Linked DNA regions of Homo sapiens: region 1 is linked to region 2. A link is an interaction called in ENCODE POLR2A ChIA-PET data of the cell type or tissue named here. Cell type or tissue: HepG2. All regions are shown on one strand.

Region 1 (5,000 bases), 130 kb after region 2:
CTTTTCCTGTGCTGACAGAGAAGGGAGAAGAGGTCTCAGAGAGGCTCTTGGACCGAGTTCCTTTGTTCCTCCCTTCTAGGAGTGGTGCATTTTTACAATATCAACAGTCCTCACTCCCAGGCAAGATCTCTGTAATGCATCACACAGATGAATCCTTCTGTATCTCAAAGTTCACACACAGTATGAACTTAACAGCCAACAGGGAGCTTGTTTTTATGCTAATGGAATGGCAAAGGGAAAGTTCTTCCCAAATGAAAGAGCTTTGATGTCCTGTATTTCTATATGTGTGTGTATGTGTGTACACATATATATATACACACAAATATATATATATATATATATATACACACACACACACACACACATATATTTCCTCCAAAAAAGAAATGGCTGGTCCGGAGCTGAATCTCTTTCCTCCTCAAACCCCTACTTGGAAGCAGGCATTCCTCCCATCGTGAAAGGGCTCACATACAGCACAACTTGGTTTCTGAAAGCTTGGCCTTTGGAGCTAGAAAGATTTGTTTCAGTCATTGTCTGGATGTGGAGAAGAACCTGACTCTTAGAGGCAGCTTTCTCTGACCCCATCGCTGCCTGGGATCCCAACATCTAGGAAGAGGTTTAAAAGAGAAACTGTCCAACCCCAAACCAAGGGCAACACAAACCAGCCTGGCTTCTTCACTCACAGCTTGAGCAAGCTGCTTGTCTCGGTGATTATTTGGACACATGCTACGAAGCACAGAGACATACGCTTACCTTTTGTTTTCAGGGATTAAAGAGAAGATTTTAAAAATCTGAAGCCAAAAAGACACAGAGCAACAGAAGCAGCTGTACAAAACACACCCTCAGAAGGGAACAACTTCAGAAGAGAGAACGAGCAGGACCCTCAACTTTGTCCTGAGCCCTTCATTGGAAAGCTTATCCATCTTCATTTTTCCTAAAACTGGGATTTGTAACTAAAACCATTTCCTAAATGCTACTATGGACATTGTAGTACCAGGCACAAACTAGGGTAGATGTGTCATTTTCAAGGACAGTTTAACTGGGTGCATTGTATTTAGGTCAAGTGACTTAAAATGCTAGGTTGGACAACTTAGGTGAACTCTTTATTGGCACAATGTAATGCATATTTTGCACAGCCAAGTCAATCTTGCATTCTTGTTAGAAGGTGTGAATTGGTATTTTCAATCAGTGGCAGCTGACTATAGTATCAAGAGCCCAGGAGTTCAAATCTGCTTCTGTCATCTACCCACCAAAGGACCTCAGGCTGATTAAACCCTTCTAGACTCATGTCCCCACCTCTAAACAAACAATAGTAATGGCACCTCCCTGGTAGGTTTGCTGTAAAGATTAAATGAGATGTTGCCGCAAAACAATGAGCCACAGTAGGCATTCTCTTTGCCCTTGGATTTGTTTTTCCACAATACAATTCTATGTACCTTAGAAAAATCAAATGATGATCTGGTTACTTATTGACCTAATTGAAGGGATGCCTATAAGGTTATTGAAATTTATGTGTTTTTGTTTGTTTGTTTTATTGGCCTTTTAGTTAGAAATAAGGATTGAGGAAAGAAAAAAGGGGGAAGAGAGGGATGGAAGGAGAGAGGGAAAAGGAAGAGAAAAAGGAAGGAAGGGAGGGAGGGAAGGGAGGGGAGAGAAAGGAAGGAAGAAGGAAGAAAGGAAGGAAGAAAAGGAAGGAGGGAAGGAAGGAAGAGAAGGAAGAAGAGAAGGAAGGAGGGAAGGAAGGAAGAGAAGGAAGAAGAGAAGGAAGGAGGGAAGGAGGGAAGGAAGGAAGAGAAGGAAGAAGAGAAGGAAGGAGGGAAGGAAGGAAGGAAGGGAGGGAGGGAGGGAAGGAACTGAGCCTATTTTAACCAAACACAGAGAACTTAGAATGGAGCTAACCTTATCTCTTCCACATCTGTATATGAAAATCTGAAAGAAAAAATGTCCTCCCGTGTTTTTTTGCTGCTTTATCAGAGGTGCTTGCAAGCCTCCGCCTGGGCAGGCTGTGGCCTGTTGCACCTGTTTGTGAAGACCTTCCTTTTCTTGAAACAATACACTGAATAAATACCCCTGGAGTTCGAAATCTGGCAAAGCAACTGAGAAGGGGTGGGGGTGGCGGTGCAAAAACTATGAGAAGAAAGGCATTACACACAGTAAGAGCTTGCTCAGTCAATATTTGTTGAATGAATGAATTCTAGCTTCCGATTATACCTTTGAGCTTTAATGTCTCTTGGCTGCAGAACTGATCCCCCGTTTCAGCTTTCTGTGTTCATGCTGCCATTGCATAGACTAGAACGGCCATTTCATGTCACCTGTTTTACAAGATGTAGAGCACATTCTCAGACCACCTGCATCACAGTCATCTGCTAAAAAGGCATATTCCAGGCCTTTCCAAATGCCAAAGACCAGGGATTCTGAAGATCCATAATCCAGTATGTGACTGGCCCCAAACTGGCTTCTTTAGGTGAGGGGAGAGAGGGGAAGCGTCTGGCTTCTACAGAGGGAGAAGGGAGAGTTGACCCGGAGCCCCAGCCAGCCTGCACCCCGGGGGTGGAGGAGAGTTGGGGGGCAGGGGCACTAACATTATTCTTTTTTTTTTTTGAGACGGAGTTTTGCTCTTGTTGCCCAGGCTGGAGTGCAATGGTGCGATCTCAGCTCACCGCAACCTCTGCCTCCCAGGTTCAAGCAATTCTCCTGCCTCAGCCTCCTGAGTAGCTGGGATTACAGGCACGTGCCACTACACCCAGCTAATTTTGTATTTTTAGTAGAGACAGGGTTTCTCCATGTTGGTCAGGCTGGTCTCGAACTCCTGACCTCAGGTCATCCACCCATCTCGGTCTCCCAAAGTACTGAGATTACAGGTGTGAGCCACTGCACCCAGCCTAACATCATTCTCTTTCAACCTGAGGGTCTAAGAGACACTGTTAAAGAAGCTTCAAATAAAGGCTTGTTATTTAAACTTATAAAACAGCCCCCTAAGAGACCAAAATAGCAATAGCCTAAGCACTATATTAGCAGGAGGGAGGAGGGAACAAATCTTCGTTTCTCATGGGAGAAATCTACCGATAATGCCAAAAATGGGTATTTTTGAAGCGGTACACGTACATTACTTAGCAACCTGGGGTGGATTGCCAGCAGAACTAAAAGCAGAAATAGTTACAAGATTTAATTTAAAATGGTGATTTCTGTGAAGCTAGCCTGGGGTGGGGTGGCCAGGGCAGGGAACTCTTGTTTTCCACAAGAAAATATTTCTATACGGGTTGATTTTTTTCCCAGCCATGTCTAAATCACAAAAGAAAGTTAGACTTTGTATTCGAAAAGCATTTGGGCTGGTTGAGTCAGTCTCTGGGGTTGGGGATGGTGGCCCATGAAGGTGACTCCAAAAGCTCCCAAATGAGTCTCTGAGCTGCTGCTGAACCTGGGACCAGGTAACTTTGTGAAGTGAATGAACCAATGAATAAATAATGAAAGAAGAATCAGAGAAGTCAACACTGGCTGTTTGATATGCACACGGATATGCCAGTCTTGCCCAGGGACCCAAATCCAACCTAAATTGAAAGGCAAAACTGAATATAGCTTCACCTCAAGGCGCCTCTTCCTCTCCTGCACCCCTTTTTTTTAACCTATTCTAATTTCACAATTAGGAAATAATACAAGTATTGAAAGTTACATCATACATAAACCATTTCCCCAAATGTCCTTGGCTGGTGCCATCACCCAGGAACTCCCAGGGTGGCTGGTGATCACAGAAGACTCCATTTAGACCACTCAGCAGGGTACGCCAAGGACAGTCCTCTCAACCTGCAGAACTTTCTGGTTTAAAACAAAAAACAAAACAAAAAACCACTGCTTTTAAGACTTAAATCAAGGTCTTCAACAGAAAAGCCAGAGACAAACAAAAACAAACAAACTGATTCTGTTTTCCACCAAGCTCAAAGAGCCTTTGCCAAAGTAAATCAAAGCACTCCAGCAGCCAGCTTATTAGGTTTAATCATCAACTGTGCTTATCAGATCCTTCATTTGTAAGTCCCTTGAAGAAAAAAAGTGCAAAATGATTCCTTTTGTGCTTTGGAGATTGATATCAAAGCAGGCCTTGAGGTCAACTACAGAGGTGCTTTAAGTGGAAATTATAAGCAGGAAACAAAATGCACTCATTCAATTTCTTCAAGTTGAGTGGAGACCTCCTGGATGCCACGTGTCAGCTTTACCTGCTAGAAACACACGCTCACCTCGCTGTCCAAGACCCTGGAAAGGGGAACCCCTTGAATTGATTGGATTTTGCTCCCCTTGGCCAATTCTTCACTATGGTTTAGAGATTTGTGGTCTTCCAGTGGCATTCTACTCAATCAAGGTGACCAGCCATCTGTTGAACTGTCTTTTCCAACCTGATATACCCAAGTGTTGTGGTTCCAATTTCAATATTCCCTCCTAGGGAGAGCAAATGAGAAGATCTATGGGTGAATAATACAAGAATATGGTAAATGGTTGACAATATTACCCACGAACCTGCATTAAGTCAGGTTGGTTCGCTGGCACCCTGAAGCCAGCCATAGCATAGTATTTGATTCAAAATCCAAACACACAGCAGCCAAAGAGGAAAGCAAAGGGCAAATTAAGCCACCACTGAAGGTGCCGGGACAGGCCAGAGGAAGATTCCATCCCACACCCAGCTCAACTTCTTCCCACCTTTCTTCTTTGTCTGTCTGCATCTGACATTTCAGTTCTCATAATCTTCTCTCCAAACAAATTCTGCCACGTTCTCCCGGGACACCCTCTTGCTTTCTCTCTCCCTCTTGATGCAACAGTAGTTCTCAAACCTTCCCATGGAAAATCCCACCAGTTTCTTCCTTCCTGGGACCCTCTCTCCTTTCCTTTCCCTATACCAAAAGATCAAGACCAAGCTGGGATTACAGAAAGCGGGAACCCTGAGAGTGGAGTAGGAAACAGAGACTGAGGTTATTGGTGCACAAAATATGTGGTCCCTGGAACACTATTAATAT
Region 2 (5,000 bases):
CCACTTGCTATAATAGGTTGTGATTGTCTGATGTATTAAACTGAACTTTAAAAAGTCATTTCTATTTCGCTACACAGCAGTGGGGCAGCGCAGAAACAAGGAAATTATATCTTCTGCTTCGACTGTTTTTCATTTTTACTTTGTGTTTCTAGATTCTCAAACTTCCATCACTCTAACAGATTCTCAAATTAGAGGAGAAAACAATCTTACTTTACATAAAAACACCAAATTGATCCTTTATGGATGCAGTGTGGTCAATGACAGCATTTGTTTTCCCAGCATAGATTGTGCTGATGCATTGTGTATGTGGCCTGGTCTGTAGCCTGTGTGATTGACAGATGATTGAGAGACAGAGAGAGAGAGAGATTGTCAGGAGGCTTAATGATCCTCACAACACAACTGGGGTAGGTGCTGTGGCCCCCACATTACAGCCGAGGCCCAGAGAGAGTCAGTAGCTCACCCAAGGTCACACAGCTTGTGAACAGCAGAGCCATAATTTGATCAATGCTGCTAGGCTGCCTGTCAAAATACACCCAAAACAAAACTTACTTTTTGTATAGCATGAGCTTTTAATTCTATGGGTTGCTGTTGCATTGAATTATGCCCTAGTGTAACACAAACTAAAATATCCAGTTGCAAAATTAAATAATAAATAAATAATGGGTCTGCGTGCTGTTTATCAGTCCAAATGTGGCTGCATTTTTTGGCCAACTATGTCTTTTAAGATTACATCCTAACATTAAGTTTTTGTTGGTTTCTAATCCCAGCTTTGGCAGTTTTGGACAAAAGCTATGGGCATAATATCCTCTTGGCCCTCCAGGCAGGGGCGCTGCAGATTCTGGGCTGGGGGTCAGTGGGGGCAGCTTACAAAATGTTTTTCTGTGAGGGCCTCGGCTGAAATAGAGGGGAACACTGCTGAGCTCTGGCCTCTGTGTCTGTATCTTGACTGACTTTTTAAATTTTTTTTTCTGAAATTTCTGTGTGGCCTGACAAGTCCGAGACTACCACAAAGTGGCCACAAAATTTGTTTAAATGTTGTCTGTCAAGTTGGAAATTTTATTTTAAAATTCATGGTGCAATGGCATTATAATAAACCTTATTTTTCCTTCTGCAGTCTGTTTCTGGATGCTGGCAGTCATTCAGAAACATTTGCTGAGCACCTCGTACCTGCTGAATGAACCCACGTGAAGGGGAGCCAGGAGTGCGGATCATTAAAAAGCCTGTACTTTCTCAGTCCCCATTTGACACCACAGAGAGAAAATGCATGCTCCTGATTTGGGTAGATCTAGAATGTTCTTATGAATATGGTAGGTGGAGCAAGGGATCCAGGTTCTTATGATACATGATAAGAAAGGCCCTAGCTTGGTCAGACACAAATAAAAGCCAAGCTTTTCATCTAAACTCCCTTGCACCATCACCCCCTTACCAACCAGTACAGAGAGCTTAACATCTCTATACCAGATAGTGAATGTTTCTAATAAGAATGGCAAATTCTTATTGTGAGAGAGATAAGGGCATTCAAGTGTTAATTCAAGAGAAATATGTATATGGTTCTTTAAATGATTTATTTACTAACAGCATTAAGTATGGTGTAAAGGAATTTACATACCCTAATTCTCGTCTATATATTTTTTTGGATTTTAAAATGACAACTTGTCTAAGTTCGCATTAGTATTAAGCCCTAACATGAGACAGTATTTATAGCATAAGATTTTTGCCACCTATTTTTAATTGTAGCGCTGTTTTATCAATAAGATCAATTAAAGAGTTGAACATTTGAAAAGAAGAAACATGAAAATGAATTTCTAACTGTACGGTATTGAATACATGAAAGTTCTCTTAAACTTAGTCCAGAGTCTCAATAAACATGGTAAGTATGTAATAATTCACATTTACAACCGCCATAAAAACTCTATCAACCAAATTATTTTATGACGTCAAAATTATCTGAAAAAAATTGAGGAACTAAAATTTTTAAAAATAGGTTCTCAGTTAGAGCTGTCTATTAAAAGGATAAATTTTAAACTCTCCGGAGCTGGCCTTCCTGGTTCCAGGAGCAGCCTGTTGGCCTTCTCTCGCAAAGCTCAGTTCCTTTCCTCCATTCCAGAAGACCCTCAAGCCTGTCCCATGCACCTGGTTTTACATTTTTAAATGTTAAAAGGAAGACCACCGTGAAAGATTGGCATGTTAATAGTAGGCTAAGGCGACAGGTGCTGGGGCTCCGGCTTAGAGATCCCCACAGATTCCATGCTCCCAGGGCTGGCTGCAGCCATCTGCCCCCACCCACCCCCACCCGGCCCAGCCCTCCCCTCCTGGAGGTGGAATCGTGGCTTGCACAATCCCCTCTGGGCCCCTGGGGGAGGCGCACCATATTGATTTTTTGGACTTCGTTTCTGTGTGTCTCACCAGTCTTTGCCCGGCACAGTGACTCACTGGCGTCCCTTTCAGGACTTTCTCCCGCCTGATAACATCTAAATGACTCATGCCTACACCACCTGGAGAGCTCAGGGAAGGCACGGTTTGTTCAGGCCACCCTCACTCCAAGGGCCAGCCCTTTTTTGGAATAGAAACTAAAAGTTGGTAGCTTCCATTTGTAGTTCCATCTAACAGAAGAGCCGACCCACTCACATTAGCTGGCTCACGACTAAGGCAACCAATGCCTCCCAGAACATAGACTCAACTGGCAACCCCGGCACTGAAGGTCAAGGTGAGTCAAAGACACTCATGCAGAAGGGTGGATGCTCTTCCAAGTGTGACTGGCTGGCCTGCACGGCTCACTGCCTCCCCTCCTCCCGTCAAGATGCAGCTTCAGTTTAAACCACCTTCGTTCCATTCATCAAAGAGGAATATTTACTGTTATTGTAATGACTCTTCTCACAGTACACAAGGCTACACCTGAAACACACAGGCCTTTCAGAAAGCACAAAGGAGCATTGTGCAAGCCCCTGCCCAGTGAGATGGATGGGGGCGTAGACACGCCAGTTAACAGCCGGGCTTTGCAGGCCAGCAAGACTTATCTGTGGCCGCACCATGGCCACTGAGCTTGTACCTTTCTTCTTTTAAAAATTGCTCCTTCATTATAAGCAGAGTTAAATACCTGCACATGTGATTTGTGTTGAAATAATAAAGCAACAAACACACATCAAGCTGAGGAGAGAATCTTGGCTAAGGTAGGAAGTCGTGGGTCTGGTCTCAGTCTGTGCTGCTGACCAACTGTAAGAACTCAGAACTCACTGTCCACTCAGGACCACAGTGTCTCATCTGAAAGGACGAGGAGACTGGAACACACCAGAGCCATGGTTCTCAATGTGTGGTCCAGAGGCCCTCGGGGGTCCCTGAGCCTCTTTCTGGGGATCTGTGAGGTCAAAACTACTTTCACAAGTATGGTTTGCCTTTTTCACTCTCACTCTCTCATGCTTGAACAATGGAATCTTCTAAAGGCTTCCTGACACGTGATGCTACAATGGATGGAATCCAGAGGTGGATAGGAGAAGCCAGCTGCCTTCTATTAAACCAGAAATGAAGAACATTTGCAGAAATGTACAACAATGCCATGCTTCCCATTAATTATTTTGTTCTTGCTTTAGAATATGTCACTTTTCATTGAAAAATGTTACTCATGATTTTATGTAAAAGGTTTATTGTTGTTACTTTTAAATACATATTTTAAGTGTTTTTTAGTTTTGATTTCTAATATGGCAAAAATTGGTAAAATCACATACACAAGGGCTTTTGGGGATCCTCAAAACTTTTTAAGAGTGTAAAGGGATCCAGAGACCAAAAGTTTGATAACCACTAACCAAAAACTTTGACAACCATCATCTTGAAGGGTCCTTGGACTTTCTGGAATTTGGATCTCCCTTGCCTTGTTCAGTTTTCTCTCTTTTTAGCCATCTCGTACTTACTGCCATTTCAGTTCCTATGTACCTGACTTATTAATTATGCTTATTGTTTACCATGTGTGTTCCCCTCCCATATAAACTCCATGAGGACTGAGATATTTGTCCATGATGTTCATCAGTGCATCCCAGGCTGCCTAGAACTGGGCCTGGCCCTTAGCAGGCACTTGTTTTTGGATGGGAGGGAGGAGAAGGGAGGGGAGAGGGCAAGTTCTTTCAGTGTCTGTATAATGGACAGAGCAAGGTGTACCACCTCGGTGTGATAGAAGAGATGGAGACAGGAGAAAGGAAGCTCTGCACAGGATCACGTGGTAGGTGGCAAAGTCAGGGCTCCATCACAGCTTCTGTTGTCACATGACTCTGTTATCTGACCCTTTAAGGCAGCCCCTTCTGCTCCAACAGAGCTTCAGGGTAACTGAGTGCCCCGCAATTGGTGTTAGCAGAGAATCTGTGTCCAGTTGATCCCTAAAAGTTTGAGGAACACTCATTCCCCAGTGCATAAGTTCCTGATAAATGACCTCATAAATAAATGACCTCCCTTTGTAGGAGGTTGGCTGGAAGGCTCAGATGCACATGGCTGCTGGAAGTGAGGTCCTCCCACAAGAGAACCAACACGTCCTTCAAGGGTCTCGGGGTCTGTGAACAGACATGGACATCAGGATTGGTTGAGGGGCTTCCAGGTTCAATCCTGGTGGCACAGGTGAGGCCCATTCACCAGACCAGAGTGTCGCCAGCCATCCATAGCAGGTGTGCTCTTTGTGGCTGCCTATGGCTTTTAGTCCTGAAAAGCTCAGGTTTAAGTAGCCAGGAGCACAACCCAGGCCTTGCTGCTGCTTCTGGACATCTCTGGGAGTGAAAAGGGAGTTCTATGCTCAGCCACCTGAGTTTGTGGAGCTCGTTTCAATCTCAGTCTCTCCCATCAGCCTCCTGGTGACTCCTCTAAGAGGTCTCAGTGCTTCCTTCACCCTCAATACTCAAGGCCTTGGCGAAAGGGAATTCTTCTGAGACCTGAAGTGTAGAATCACGAGGGAGAAACAGTCAAGCAAAATTGACCGTTATCGCCCAGGAGATAAGACCCAGGAGTCAGTTCAGAGAACGCAG

What was found. ChIA-PET counts read pairs that join two places held together with the same protein. Peaks named below come from ENCODE experiments on the same cell type or tissue, not always from the same donor. Only the 100,000 strongest peaks of a DNase experiment are listed, where the experiment ranks them.
Region 1: POLR2A ChIA-PET joins it to region 2 with 11 read pairs; 5 of 35 experiments call an interaction of 5 or more read pairs at or near these places.

What each region holds. Positions count from the first base shown.
Region 1 is chr21:38,915,089-38,920,088 of GRCh38, forward strand. The region is part of intron 2 of ETS2-AS1 (ETS2 antisense RNA 1); the gene reads right to left. Among named protein-coding and RNA genes, the nearest start is that of ETS2-AS1, 21 kb to the right of the region's middle. RefSeq lists an enhancer at 1-333. In HepG2, no CTCF peak of the experiment used is centred here; DNase peaks (open chromatin) are centred at 1,313, 2,203 and 4,003.
Region 2 is chr21:38,785,243-38,790,242 of GRCh38, forward strand. It overlaps LOC107985480 (a long non-coding RNA gene), which reads left to right. Exons shown (of 3, transcript XR_001755102.2): 2 at 1,115-1,307; 3 at 2,410-3,896. Among named protein-coding and RNA genes, the nearest start is that of LINC00114, 14 kb to the left of the region's middle. RefSeq lists enhancers at 1,895-3,094, 2,809-2,898. In HepG2, no CTCF peak of the experiment used is centred here; DNase peaks (open chromatin) are centred at 2,449, 2,919 and 3,439; H3K4me3 peaks cover 758 bases.